Linked DNA regions of Homo sapiens: region 1 is linked to region 2. Evidence: chromatin loops called from intact Hi-C (ENCODE). Cell type or tissue: mammary epithelial cell. All regions are shown on one strand. Each heading gives the region's core, and the rest is flanking DNA. Links, peaks and the distances in the headings are about the cores only.

Region 1 (7,419 bases), core at 873-5,872, 750 kb after region 2:
CCTAGAACTCACTGCCCCGCCCCAACCTGCCCTGGACCAGCCTGGCAGCAGGAGCAGAGGCTGGAGGCAAACACCCAACTTCGCGCCAGCACCTGTGCCACTGGGGACCAGGAGCCCAGGGTGTGACACACCCAGAGGAAGCAGAGAGCCGCTGCGTGAGTCACCCTGGCCCTCAAGGCTGTCACAGCTCCAGTAGCCCTGCCCCGCCCACTTGCAACTCCAGGCCATGGGGCAGGAAATGCTTGAATCCTTGCTACCTCTCAGACCCCAACCCTTCTTTTCTCCTCTTTCCTCCTGGCCCGGTTATCTTTTCCCATTTCCATTCCCACTTTCAGACTCGTTCTTTCTTTGCTTAAAAGGCAAGTATTTCAGCCATGCGCGGTGGCTCACGCCTGTAATACCAGCACTTTGGGAGGCCAAGGCGGGCGGATCATGAGATCAGGAGTTCGAGACCAGCCTAGCCAACATAGTGAAACCCCATCTCGACTAAAAATACAAAAAACTAGCCGGGCATGGTGGGGATGCCTGTAATCCTAGCCACTCAGGAGGCTGAGGCAGGAAAATCGCTTGAACCCGGGAGGCGGAGGTTGCAGCGAGCCTAGATCACACCACTGCACACCAGCCCGGGCGATAGTATGAGACAACGTCTCAAAAAAAAAAAAAGGCAAGAAAAAGACAAGATTTTCCTGGCCCTGGTGCACTCTAGGCTCAGTCAAACCAACTGAAGACAGCAGTTTGCTGTCCGTCATCACACTATGTTTTCTAGAAGATTCTATCCTGATGAAGCACCCCCCAGACTGGTTGAAAACCAAAGTTACTCTTCCTTGGAAAATCTTTGTGGACACCCAGGTGGAGATTCAAATTTCCAAGTTGGGGCCAGGCGAAGTGGCTCACGCCTGTAATCCCAACACTTTGGGAGGCCGAGGCAGGCAGATCACCTGAGGCCGGGAGTTCGAGATCAGCCTGGCCAACACGGTGAGACCCTGTCTCTATTAAAATTGCAAAAATTAGCCGGGGGTGGTGGCAGGTGCCTCTAATCCCAGCTACTCGGGAGGCTGAGGGAAGAGAATCGCTTGAACCCGGGTGGCAGAGATTGTAGTGAGCTGAGATCGTCCCATTGCACTCCAGTCTGGGCGACAGAGTGAGACTGTCTCAAAAACAAACAAACCGGAAAACAACAAATAAAACCCAACAACTAAAAAAGGCAAAAAAAAAAAAAAATTACCAACCTCGATGCTGCCACCTTCAGGCCGCTGGGGGTTACAACCTCCGCTCCAGCTCCCCTCTGAACCTGTGCTATTCTTCTGAGTCCCATTCACTCCCACAACTGTCTCATTCATTCACTGGTTCACTCAGCTTCCAACCACCCTTACATCACGTCAGGCTCACCAGGTGATGGAGAGAAAAATCATCCTCTGTGGGTCTGAAAAACATGCCTGAGTCTTGATGGTGGGTCTTGTTTTCATTTCCTCCCCATCACAGCGCCCCCAGGGCCATGAAGAGGCCATGGCCTGGGCTCAGAGATCCAGCTCTCCTCAGGGTGGGCCTGGCAGTTGCTGACTTCAGGGAGAGCTGGAGGCCTCACAACTGAAATAGGAGACCTGCCCTGGGTCCTTAGCATGTGCAAGGACAGGGTTCCTTGTAGAATCTGCTCATTTCATCTGTGTTCATAGCATTTGTCATTTTCCACATGCAGACATCCATTCCTAGAAAGCTGAAGAAGCTTGCACAGGAATATTCAGCCACAATATCAGCTGACTTCCATATCTGAATGCATGATCTCTAGATCCCGGCCATTACAATAACATTTGGGCCACTTCTATCCCCATCCTGGGCAGGCCTGAGTCTGTTGGCCAGATGCCTGCAGCAGGGGTGAGTCAGGAGGGCCCAGGTGTGCACAAAAGCCCCTCCTCCTGTCCTGCTTGGGGCTCTCCTGCCAGCCTCCTTCTACCTTCCTCCTGTTCCCCCAGTCACTGGCCCAGGTCACCTGGCCTCGGGGTGGTGCTGCCAGGGCCTTCCCAGAGGCCTCCTCCCAGGACTAACCTGGGCTCCTGCCCCCAGCCCTGTACATGGGAGGCTCTTCTCACACACAGATCCTGGGACCCGCCAAGCTCTGCCCCTCCCAAATCTGAGAACTGCCCACCCTTGTGTGTCTGTTGTCCTCCAAACTACCCTCCACATGGCCCCTCCTGCACAGGGGCTCTAGTGCATCAGGCCAGAATCTTCTAGGCTCCTGTGTCCCTGCTCAGTCACAGAGGTGGCTGCCCTCCCATGACTCTGTCCTGAAGCAGAAACAGGCCCTGGGCTTTGTCCAGGCCTCCTCCTCTTTCCCACAGCCTCAGGACCCTCGGGATTGATGATCACCAGGTGCAGGTGATCCCAACATGAAGACTGTACGGAGTGGGAGGTCTGTGCCGATTTTTCTCATTCAATAGGGAATGGGCTGAGTGGCTGGGGCCTGAGTGGCACTCAAGATCTCTGTCCACTCCTCATCCCAGGCTAAAGCCCTCCCTTGCGGCCAAGGGCCACTGGGCCCATCACCTCCCTCTGGCTTCTGCCCACAGATCTAGATGTTTCCATGGTGACTGAGACGAGGATACACTCGGGTTGCCGCTTTGAGGATGGCTGCAGTCACCATCCAGGGACAGGGCAGAGATGCGCGTGCAGCCATGGATTTGCGTGTAGCTGGCCACAGATGGGTGTACAGCAAAGTGAGCCCCACGCATGCGTAGACCCTCCCTCGGCTTCTGCTCTCCATGGAAACACAATTGATCATTTGATCACTGATCACGGTAGGCCACTAGGGCTTTCTTTTCTTTCTTTTTTTTCCCAGAAGTCATAAAGGGATATAGAATATACTTTATTCTATATATATTCTATATATTCCTCATGCTTTTAGTGGAGAGGCAAAGAAGGTCTGCTCCGGACTGGGAAGCAGCTGCGCCCTGGACGGAGAGGGGCGGGGACTCCTTGGCGCAGGCTGAAGGAGGGCAGGTGTCGCTGGCGGAGGCAGTGACGGGGGGACACAGCCGCCACTGGATATCCCTGTGCAAGTTTCTTCGCTTTCCTGTGCATCAGTGCTTACATTGGGGTAATAATAAATGGTGTGTTAAAAAATTAAATGAGGCGGTCAAGAAGGAATCGTGTCCTGGCCCGCGCGGAGCCTGGGGTGGAGGGTAAGGGTTGGCCAGAGGGGGCCGCTGTCAGGCCACGAGCCCGGGGCGGGACGAAGCGGAGCCACAGCAGGCATAGGCTCCCCGGGTCCCAGCCTGGGGTGGGGCGGGGAAGGGCGGGACGGGGCGGGATAGGGCGGAGCATCCCTCCAAACGTGGGCAGGCGTAGGCTCCCCTGGATCCCGGGGCGGGACGGGACCGGACGGGGCCGAGCACACTCAATCACTAGCTGGCATGCGAGGGCCGAAGTGATTCATACGCTGGTCTCCACATCGACTGCGCCTTGTGTCCCGGGCGCTCCTGGTCTACAATGGCAGCGGCCGCCAGCCCCGCGATCCTTCCGCGCCTCGCGATTCTTCCGTACCTGCTATTCGACTGGTCCGGGACGGGGCGGGCCGGTGAGTTCGGGGATGGAGCCTAAGCGGGGCGGGGGCCAAACCTGGGGGGCTGTGGACTGCAGCGGGTTTCAGAGGAGGGAAGCCTTCTAGAAGGACCGGCGCGATCTCCCCGGACTGCCCCCACGCTCAGTTCCGATTCGCTGCTCTTTTTCGCCAGGTCCGCTTCCTGCGGCTGCTGCTTGCCCTGCAGAGCAGGAGGGGGGTCAAAGAAGGCGAAAAAAGAACCGCAGGAGGGTGGAGGGGCCAAAAAGCTGCAGAGGGCGAGGTGGGGAGGGGATCCCTGGTGCAACCCCGCAGCCCCACTCGTCCTCGGGAAGGAGAAACCAGAGCCCCCGGAACCCGAGCTGGGGTCAAGACATGGGTGACGCCAGCGTCATATAGAATAGTCACTAAGCAGACAGGAGTCAGCAAACCCTTTCTAGAAAGGAAAGGCTGAAGGCACTTTGGTCCTTGCTGGCCGTGAGTTCTCTGTCTCTGTGTCAAGTCCCGTCCCTTTGTAGAGCAACAGCAGGCAATGGCAACCTGCAAGTAAAAGAGAAACCTGAAATGGACCCTGTCCTAGGTTGCAGACTCCAGATGAGGGCACATGCTGTGTCCTGGCAATTGCTGCCCCATCCCCTAGGGTGTCATCTCTAAGTTGTGTAAGTTGAAGAGTCACAAGTGTGTCCTACCCTGCCTGTGGCTTCTGGGAGGTGTGGATGTGATGAATGTGAGGGGGAGTCCCATGGTTCGGGGCCTACTGCTCCCCTCCTTTGTTGCTGAGTAGCATTAACGGTCCCCAGGGGCCATTCAGGGACCCTCCCTGAAGCCTCAGGTGTGACCTGAGGGTGGGGGGGTGTAGCCATGTGGTGTCCTGGGGATCAGAGCCAACTGCTTGTGCAGCTTCTTGGTTCCCTGTGGCCCTGCTCCTGCCCATCCCAGGAGACCCACCTGTGTCTTCTCACTGTGGGGCCTATCTTCCTAATGACCTAAAGGGTGAGGAGCACACCCTGTGATGGGCAGCTCTGAGGCTGTGTGGTCACTGCCCTCCCATAGCTGGAGGCCCATCTCCACAGGGGCCCAGGACCACAGCAGGAGCCACTTTTAAATGAGGGGATTTCACTGCTGTGAGTGGCACAGCTTTGCTTCTGAGCACTAGGGGACCCTGTTGGATTCTGTGGTTGGGAATAGCCATGAAATCCACATAGCACCTTTTCCAACCACACATGCTTCTGGGATCTTAGGGAGTCCAGGGTCAAATAGCTGTAGTGGCAGGTCCAGCCACACCCCTCATCACAGAGTGTGTATGGCTGCATCCCAGCTATAAGAGCAGAGTTGAGTAGTGACAGGGGAGGTCATATGACCAGCACAAACTATAATAGTTACTACATTAACTACAAACACTATCCATTCCCGGTAGAAATCCAGGAAATGTGAAATTACCATTGAATGGGTCTATGAACCCAGCACATCCCTCTAAGCTGGACCTGACACAGAAGTCCATCTGTTACTTTGCCCCAAATGCACCTCATGAGTAACAGGGGAGCAAGTTAATGCTTCACATCCCTGGGAAGAGCTCGGATCACACACTGTGTCCACTAGGAGTGTCTGAGTATTTGCTGTTTCATGGTGTACAGTTACCAGAGTGACTACCCATCTGGCTCTGTGGGGGAGGCTGAAGGAGTCATTGCAATTGCTGTGGGGTTGAAGGAGCCCACCAGGGGCTCTGGGCTCTCCTTCTAGTAATGGACTCTGCGTCTGAGATGTGGCTCAGTTCTCAAAGCTGGGCGAGGGAGCTCAGTTATTTCCCGGGGTGACAACTTTCAGCCTCCTGGTCATCCATCCTTGCATTTTGTCTTTGTGGTAATTATTTAAATCTAGTAGTATCCGGGTGGAGTCTCCATCTCTTTTGGATCTTGGACCCTTTTGTTCTATGAGCCATGGGCATAGCTTTGTAAGACTGAGGACCCCAGCTAGCATTGTGACTTCTCTAATTATTTCCATCATTGCACCCTCCTTCCTGCTGACAGTTGACGGCCTCCACTTGAGATCTCTTATTTCAGGATTTTCCATCCCCATTACTACTGGGAGCCCATTTCAGGAAGAGCATCTCCTACCCCTGACCCTGGGCTTCAGCAACAGGCATCCCTGAGCTTCTTGACAGTCTGCTGCCTTCTCCTGGGGCCTTCTTTATATGCTAGGTAAACAGGAGTCTTCCAGGCTTCCCTTGAGCACAGAGGGTGAACATTGTTCTGGATTTTCATACTGCAGTCACTCTGGCATGGGCACTTCTCTTAGTATTTTGTTCCTTCCTGTACAACCTGCCACGTAAGACCTGGGTTTTCTGTTTCATGCGGTGTGGGTCATTCCTTTTTCCAAGGTTCCAAGGGCAACCTACTAGCAGCTGACCACATTCCAGGGAACTTACCATGTCTTGTTACCCATAATAAATGAACTCATCCTTATCCAATGTTAACTACATCGTACCCACTGCACCACGCTCCAACATCCTCAGGGTGCCCTCCCACACTCTCCCGCCTCTTGCAGTCCACCTGGGCTGCTCCTGCAGATCCTGCCATCTAAGTCCTTCTTCCTGTAGTGGGCCTGCCACCTCCCTGGCAGGGTCCTGTGCTGACGGATGTGAGTATAGGCCTGGGCAGAGTGGGGAGATAGACATGTTAGCGACCCATGGTTCCTCCACAGGCAGAGACCACCGTCCAGGAAGAGAAATCCATGCTCTGCCAGCCCAGCCCTTCAGGAAACCCTCTTGCTGTCACAGTGTTTGGGGTCTTTCCCCCACCCCAACACTCTCTGGTGTTTTTTTTTTTTTTCCTTAGACGCTCACTCTCTCTGGTATAACTTCACCATCATTCATTTGCCCAGACATGGGCAACAGTGGTGTGAGGTCCAGAGCCAGGTGGATCAGAAGAATTTTCTCTCCTATGACTGTGGCAGTGACAAGGTCTTATCTATGGGTCACCTAGAAGAGCAGCTGTATGCCACAGATGCCTGGGGAAAACAACTGGAAATGCTGAGAGAGGTGGGGCAGAGGCTCAGACTGGAACTGGCTGACACTGAGCTGGAGGATTTCACACCCAGTGGTGAGTGAAAGAGACCAAGGACAGAAGGGAGCAGACTGTGGGCTCAGGGGCTGTTCTGTGTGTGGGGAGAAGAAATTAGACATGGGACCTCCATGAAGCCCAGCAGCAAGGGCAGGACTTGGAGGAGACAACAGGACCAGATGAGAATGGTCTCAGCATAGGAGGATGTGGGACAGGGAAGAGAATTTGTAAACACCAGGGCTGATCTCTTTCTGATTGGGGCAGGACCCCTCACGCTGCAGGTCAGGATGTCTTGTGAGTGTGAAGCCGATGGATACATCCGTGGATCTTGGCAGTTCAGCTTCGATGGACGGAAGTTCCTCCTCTTTGACTCAAACAACAGAAAGTGGACAGTGGTTCACGCTGGAGCCAGGCGGATGAAAGAGAAGTGGGAGAAGGATAGCGGACTGACCACCTTCTTCAAGATGGTCTCAATGAGAGACTGCAAGAGCTGGCTTAGGGACTTCCTGATGCACAGGAAGAAGAGGCTGGAACCCACAGGTAACTGACAGGGGAGCACTGGGAGCATGTTGGAGATGCCATCGAGTTACACCCTTGTCTGTCAGTGTCTGAGTATGGTGGGTGTGGGTGTATGGGTGTGAGTGGGTGTGAGTCTATGTATGTGTGAGTGTGAGTGTGTGTTTGAGTGAGTGTAAGAACATGAACCCCTCATGGGGGCCTCCTCCTTGGGGTGCCTATGCTCTCCCTCCTGACTCCTCTTCCTCACTGCACTTGCTTTTGCTCCACTCACTGTGGATTTCTCACCAG
Region 2 (7,419 bases), core at 1,071-6,070:
AGGCTGGAGGGAAGGGAATCAACGTTTGCACTTGATTCCTCGAAGTAAGGTCTTATGAAAGGGTTAAGTAAAGTAGAAGTGTTTTCAGTACAAGTTTCCAGCAGACCTGACTGCATTTAAAGCCACTGTTTTCTCTTTTTATTCTATTTAATCTGAAAAATAACAAAGATGTGATAACTGCTGTTGAATAAGGTCTTATTTAATAGGAAGGACCTGTAACATTTATTCTCTCCTGCTTTTGTAAGCCTAGAAATATATGCACATATGTGGGGTGGTTGTGATTTTAGAAGTTTCTGCTGCATCAGGAAAACCAATACTACGAAGTGATTGCGATTCTTGCAGATAATCAACATTTTGTTAGGGATGAAGTGAGAAATGCATTGTTAAGCTCTGGTTTTTGGTGGTGGTAGAGGTTGGGGCAGGGGTAGGGGTAGAGTTGACCCTGGAGACATAACTGACATTGTTAGTTGATGCAGAAACCCCAACAGTGGCCAGCCATCAAGGGACTCAGATAAACCTGGGAGAACCAATGTAGAAACAAGTCAATGTGCTTAGAAGGGATTATACTGTCTACCCAATTTGTGAAAACAGTGAATAGAGAGATACTATTTTCTAACAATCGACATTTTCATGAACTTTAAGATAGAAAATGTGATAGATACAAACAGACAATGAAATTTCAAATTGTTTTAAGGAAATAAAACTTACGAATGGCATCCATTTCAAGGATTGCTTGCTTGGCCTGAAAGAGAGAAAGTAGAGCTGTAATTCCAATTGCTTTTTTTTTCTTTAAACTCCAAATCTCAACACAGATCTTATCCCACCTGAATAAATAGATTTTTAAAAACGTTTAAAAACTCGCTATTTATGTTAAGCATTTACACACAGTGCAGGGAATTCAAGCAGATGAGCGCCCTCAAGTGGGTAATAGCTGCTACACCATCAAGGCACCGGAGCTAAGACTGCACCCCCAATCCTGTGAAAGAGGAGGGAGGGAGGCTGGTTCCGAAGCCTGGCTGATCATCAGCACTCATTGGCCAGCTTATTAAAAATGCAGATTCTCGGCTGGGCGCGGTAGCTCACGCCTGTAATCCCAGCACTTTGGGAGGCTGAGGCGGGCAGATCACAATCACAAGGTCAGGAGTTCAAGACCAGCCTGGCCAATATGGTGAAACCCCGTCTCTACTAAAAATACAAAGATTAGCCAGGCATGGTGGCGGGTGCCTGTAATCCCAGCTAACAGGGAGGCTGAGGCAGGAGAATCGCTTGAACCCAGGAAGCGGAGGTTGCAGTGAGCCGAGATTGAGCCACTGCACTCTAGCCTGGGCGACAGAGCAAGACTCCGTCTCAAAAAAAAAAAAAAAAAAAAATGCAGATTCTTGCCACCCAACCCTGATCTACTGACTCAAAAGCTCAAGGCACGGAGCCTGGTATCTTTATCACCAGCCCTCACCATGACACTATGGCCTTGTAACTATTTTGAGTTAATTGCAAAATGGCTGCTGGAAGTTTCCTCTCATTGTTGTCTTTCCTCCTGCAGAATGCTGTGATTATCATGAGCTAAGTCTCTCTGTTTCCCCAACTCCCTGCACCTCCCATCTCTTCTGTGTGCCCCAGAATCTCCCAGAGTGAGACGGCCCTGAAGGACAATGTCTGTGATCCCAGCTCAGGCACTTCACTAGGTGGGTGCTCTCCGAGCTCAACTGGACAGTGGGATCAGGGAGCCTCTCTTTCAGAATGGTCATTAGGATTCAATGATCAGCTCAACTGGTGAGTTCCACCCACTCTCCTAGGGCAGGGGTCCCCAACCCCCGAGCCACAGACTAGTACTAGTTCGTAGCCTGTTAGGAACTGGGCCGCACAGCAGGAGGTGAGTGGTGGGCAAGCGAGAGAAGCTTCGTCTGGATTTACAGTGGCTCCTCATGGCTCGCATTACAGCCTGAGCTCTGCCTCCTATCAGATCAGTGGCAGCATTAGATACTCATAGGAGTGTGAACCCTACTGTGAATTATGCATGCGAGGGATCTAGGTTGCAGCACTCCTTGTGAGAATCTAATGCCTGATGATCTGAAGTGGAGCTGAGGCAGTGATGCTAGCACTGAGGAGCAGATTAACGTTAGCAGAGAGGTTTGACTGCACAGAGACCATAATAAATCAATTGCTTGCAGATTCATATCAAAACCCTGTCAGTGAGTGTCAAGGAGCAATTAAGCTGCATCTGGTGGCAGGCTTTATCGTGGCAAGTGAGTTGATGTACTTCAATTGTACAGCTGCATCTGGTGGCCTTAAAAGTATGTTTGAGGCCGGGCGTGGTATCTCACGCCTATGATCTCAGCACTTTGAGAGGCTGAGGCGGGCAGATCACGAGGTCAGGAGTTCAAGACCAGCCTGACCAACACGGTGAAACCGTCTCTACTAAAAATACAAAAATTAGCTGTGCGTGGTGGTGTGTGCCTGACATCCCAGCTACTCAGGAGGCTGAGGCAGGAGAATTGCTTGAACCTGGGAAGGCAGAGGTTGCAGCACCACTGCACTCCAGCCTAGGCAACAGAATGAGACTCCATCTCAAAAAAAAAAAAAAAAAAAAAAAAAAAAAAAGTATGTTTGAGACAACTTCAAACCTCCTTACATTCTGGATTAAAGTCCAGGCGAATATCCTGAGATTGCCACAAAAGCACAAAAGCCTGCTTCCATTTCCAACATCCTATCTTTGTGAAGCAGGGTTTTCTGCAGTGACAGTGACCAAAATAAGATGAGAGCAGACTGGACATAAGCAACACACTTGGGGTGTCGCTGTCTCCCATCACCCCCAGATGGGACTGTCTAGTTGCTCAGGGCTAGAACAAGCTCAGGGCTCCCACTGATTCCACATTATGGTGAGCTGTAGAACGATTTCATTATATATTACCATGTAGTAATAGAAATAAAGTGCACAATAAACGTAATGTGCTTTCATCATCCCAAAAGCCTCCCCCTGCCTCCATCCGTGGAAAAATTATCTTCCACAAAACCAATCCCTGGTGCCCAAAAGGTTGAAGACCACTGTCCTAGGGGATTGTAGCCTTTCTTGCCTCTTTAAAGTTATTTTCATTTTTTAAGGGTAGTATAATTTAACCTACAAAACACTATGCTAAAAATAACTTTTAAAATAATTTTACTCTATTTTGCTACCATCTGTGATATCCCAGTACAAATATTTCGGCTAAGTGGCGATCACGTTTAGTGAAAAAGTGTGGGGCTTGGGGGAGCCTCAACACAGTCACCTTAGAGAAAACAAATGCTTCAATTTTTGTAACCTGATAGCTATCTCTCTCATACATTCAGAGTTTGAGATTATGAGTTGAAATTACTTGCAAACACAAATGTTAGCTCAGTCTCTCTCTGGGAAGTGCAATTACAGAAACATACTAATATATAAAATGCAAAATACCTTCACCTTTATTTTCAATTAATTTGGAGAAGAGTTAAATTTATTTACCACATATACTAATGGGCAATATGGCTATTTCCAAGAAGTTCCCTGGTATCTGTAAAGCTGACTTCAAGAATTTTTTTTTGTCTGGACATTTAATTTTTAAAGTACTGTTTCCAGGATTTCCACTAGGTGTCAGCCAAGGACCATCATTGAATTAAAAGAACGGAAGGCAGCTGGGAGGCTGTAACTAATGAGTTTCCCACAGCTGTGTTGACATTATTAGACTGGTGATACATTTCTTGATGTTTAAAATTTCCCACTATGCATTCATTTCACAGAAATAATAGAAATACATTTTGAAAACTTTAGGAAAATAAGAAATAATCTCGAGGAAAGATGTGGAAAGTTCACTTTAATGATAATCCTGCTTAAATAGAAAATTATGATTACATTATAGTGAATAAAGTATATTAGACAAGCGTGTTTGAGGCTGGGTGTGGTGGCTTGTGCCTGTAATCCTAGCACTTTGGGAGAGGCTGAGGCAGGTGGATCACTTGAGGCCGGGAGTTCGAGACCAGCCTGGCCAACATGGTGAAACCTCATCTCTACTAAAAATACAAAAATTAGCCAGGTGTGGTGGTGTGCGCCTGTAGTCCCAGCTACTCGGGTGGCTGAGGCACAAGAATACTTGAACCCAGAAGGTGGAGGTGGCAGTGTGCTTTTTCTTGTATGGAGATTGCACCACTGCACTCCAGCCTGGGTGACAGAGTGAGACGCTGTTTCAAAACAAAACAAAACAAAAAAAGGTGTTTTTATTGCCAGTGGGAATAATGTGGTTAGGATGCTCTTTGGAGCCAGATAGACCAATCCAGGCTTGGTCATGTACTAGTTATATAAACTTGGGCAGTTTATTTAATGTCTCTCAGCCTCTGTTTTTATTTTTTCTAGAATGGGAAGAATAAGAACTACCTCATAACATATTTTGGTGAGGGTGAAATAAGAATATAAAGTACTCAGCACAGTGTGTATGCTCAATAAGTTGTAACTGAAAAGATGTTTTTAGATAGAAAGGATCGACAACTTGGGGAGAAAGTACGATGTTATATTGACTATATTAACCATTTGAATACTTAAAGGGAACTTCCTGAGGCACACACGCCTAGCGTGGGAGAAAGACAGGTATGTAAGGGGGTCTCATTTTGTAACTGCCTTTCAGAATCTTGTTAGCAATTTTGATTTTCCCAGCAGACAGGTAAACAATGGGTGGGGCCCATCAAAGATACTCTGCCATTGCTCAGAAGGGCATTCTAAGGCACCAGGCCAGCAACAAAATGACTAATCATAAAGAAAATGCAGTCCCCTCTCTGCATGAGCTCCCTTTCATCTCATAACACCCTGACGAAATGAAAACTCATGCTTAGGTCCAAGTCCACACCTATGCACATTCATTTCCTGAGGACCAAATCATTGCTGGCAGTCCTGAGAACAAGCTTCAAATGCTTGTCAAAATATACAGAGAACAAAACAGACTGTCCCCTTTCTCAGAAATCTCAGCCCTTATTTTCCACCCAGTTCAATTTTCATGATCATCATCCCATTGTCTGCTCCACCTCACTCCTCCCAGCCCCAACTTGGACTGTTTCACCATCCATGTGAATAATCCACCCACCACCCTAGTTCCTTGACCACTTTCTAATGACCTTTTCCTCCACTCCAGAGCAGCAGCACAGAATCAGAGCCACCTCCAGAACCTGATCACACTCAAAACCGTCCCACCTCTAAGGCAGGACTCCAAAAGTCCCTTCTTCAATTACAGATTAGGGTATTTCCTTCTCTCTCACATTAAGTCCTGCTGAACCGGGCTTTATGACAATACTGCAGTCCCTCACCCCACGCCTCTGTCGCCAGCTGGTTTTCCTCTTCACTCAGCCTAATGTCATGCCCAATTACTGCAACTGCGTGCTCACTGGCACCCTCCCCACCCCCGCCCTGGGAACCTTCCCCTACCAGCTCTGCCGGTTCCCAACCTGGAGGAACCCACACACACCACGGTTTTCACCAGTAGTTTCCAAGCTGCTGAGCAGATTTTGAAATGACGTCATCACACTGATTCATGGGGGCCAGCCTCAGTTGGGTCTTTGATGTCTTTCACAGGCTATTCTAGTCATCTCTAGTGACTGGTCCATTTTGTTTTTTTTTTTTTTTGAGACAGAGTCTCACTCTGTCGCCCAGGCCGTAGTGCAGTGGCGTGATCTCGGCTCAATGCAAGCTCCGCCTCCCGGGTTCACGCCATTCTCCTGCCTCAGCCTCCCGCGTAGCTGGGACTACAGGCACCCGCCACCACGCCTAGCTAATTTTTTGTATTTTTAGTAGAGATGGGGTTTCACCGTGTTAGCCAGGATGGTCTTGATCTCCTGACCTCGTGATCTGCCCGCCTCCGCCTCCCAAAGTGCTGGGATTACAGGTGTGAGCCACCGCGCCCGGCCAGCAAGTGTTCTTCTGATCCTTTCCACTTTCCCTCAGACACCCCTGCTCTCTGCTTCACTCACTCAGCAGATGACTTTATTATCTGCACGAGTGAAATCGAACCCTTTGTCTTCCCCCAAGTCCACCTCAAAGTTCCTCTGTCTTTCATCTTTTTCTCCCTTGGTTCAGAGAGATGCTTCCAGCCCTTTCCAAGATGAGCCCCTATTCCTGTGTGTCCCATCCTCTTCCTTCCCACCTCCCCAGGCCCCGTTCCAACAAGAAGTGAGCCACTGTCTCCTCTCCCACCTTCCTCCTCCTTCCCTGCCATCTGCTCATGGACTCGGCATTCGAGCCAGACGAGAAGTCTTGCTTTGCTCTTGCCTTTCTCTCCAAACTATCATTTTTTCTTCCTTTTGTGAACTTTACATATAAAAAAGTCTATACCCATTCCGTTCCTTCTTAATCCCCCTTTTTCTGCAACCCACTGTGATCTCTCCCTTTTCTCTTAGTTGCCAAATATAAAATCTGCTTTTCTGTTTAAATCTCCTTGACCTCGGCAGCCTTTGAGACTGTGTCTCCCCCATCTCTGAGATGTGCTTTTTCCTTGTTAGCGCAGTGCCTTCTCCTCAGACATCCTCCCTGCCTCCTCTGCTACTCTTTCAATCTTTCTTTGGCTGTTCTCCAAATCCCCCCACCCGCTTGCTGATCACTTAGATGTTGGGATTCCCAAGGGTTCATCTTTCCTTTGCACATTTTTGTGGGCCATCTTATTAAACCTTAGGGCTTCAATTACTGCCTCTAGCAAGAGTCTCCTGATCCTTAGCTTCCAAGACCTGAATTTCCACCTGTGGCTGACCCTGCCCAGCAGCACGGGTGCCAGTGAGAGCAGAGGGCTCCTCTCTCTCACTCCCATCTCACAGGTTCCTCTCCCTGCCTGTCTCAGAACTCACAGTACCATGCTCTCCTTCAACCCCTGACTCAGCCTTGACTTTTAGTGGGCAAAATCCTGCCTCCTGCCTCAGTGGCACTTTCTGCATTTGTTCCCTCTGTCGCTGTGGCTCCACGGCAGCACTGCTCAGCTCCTTTCTAGGCCATGGTGGTGGGTTACTATCTTCTCCAGCCTCCAACCTCACTCCTGCCACTTATTTGTCACCTTGTCCCCAAAGTTACACTCTCAGAACACAGGACTGACTGCGCCATCTCCCCTTCCTCCAAAGCCTGCAGTAATTTCCCAGTGTGAACGCGTCCAGATTCCTCAGAGCACATGCTCACAGCCCTCCAGGGGCTCCTGCCCTTCCCGTCCCTGCCCCAGCCCCTGCCTCAGTCCCTGAGAACTCAGCCCTCCCATCCTGGCACCGTCTGTGCGCCCTGAACACAGCGCATACATTCTCTCTTTTTTTTTTTTTTTAATGCAGGTCTCTAGGTCTGGTTTCCTTAATTCCTTTTTTCCCACTTAATAAAAATATTCCTAAGACTGGGCACAGTGGCTCATGCCTGTCATCCCAACACTTTGGAAAGGCTGAGGCAGGCAGATCACT

Evidence for each region. A loop is a pair of places that touch in the nucleus more often than their neighbours do. Peaks named below come from ENCODE experiments on the same cell type or tissue, not always from the same donor. Only the 100,000 strongest peaks of a DNase experiment are listed, where the experiment ranks them.
Region 1: a loop joins it to region 2, with 6 times the contacts of the local background. A loop is called at or near these places in 23 of 110 quality-filtered maps.

What each region holds. Positions count from the first base shown.
Region 1 is chr6:150,065,131-150,072,549 of GRCh38, reverse strand. It overlaps ULBP3 (UL16 binding protein 3), which reads left to right and starts at 3,429. Exons shown (of 5, transcript NM_024518.3): 1 at 3,429-3,571; 2 at 6,388-6,651; 3 at 6,877-7,152. The coding sequence starts at 3,484. It overlaps LOC124901428 (a long non-coding RNA gene), which reads left to right and starts at 2,277. Exons shown (of 2, transcript XR_007059809.1): 1 at 2,277-2,792; 2 at 2,900-3,122. RefSeq lists enhancers at 1,540-2,407, 3,605-3,684, 3,705-3,754. In mammary epithelial cell, for the core only: CTCF peaks have their summits at 1,271 (motif pointing left) and 3,186 (motif pointing right); DNase peaks (open chromatin) are centred at 1,859 and 3,379; H3K4me3 peaks cover 1,314 bases; H3K27ac peaks cover 967 bases.
Region 2 is chr6:150,811,506-150,818,924 of GRCh38, reverse strand. PLEKHG1 (pleckstrin homology and RhoGEF domain containing G1) reads right to left here. Exons shown (of 17, transcript NM_001029884.3): 12 at 709-742. Among named protein-coding and RNA genes, the nearest start is that of MTHFD1L, 50 kb to the left of the region's middle. RefSeq lists enhancers at 5,076-5,225, 5,466-5,565. In mammary epithelial cell, for the core only: a CTCF peak has its summit at 3,605 (motif pointing right); DNase peaks (open chromatin) are centred at 3,644, 4,814 and 5,464; H3K27ac peaks cover 1,356 bases.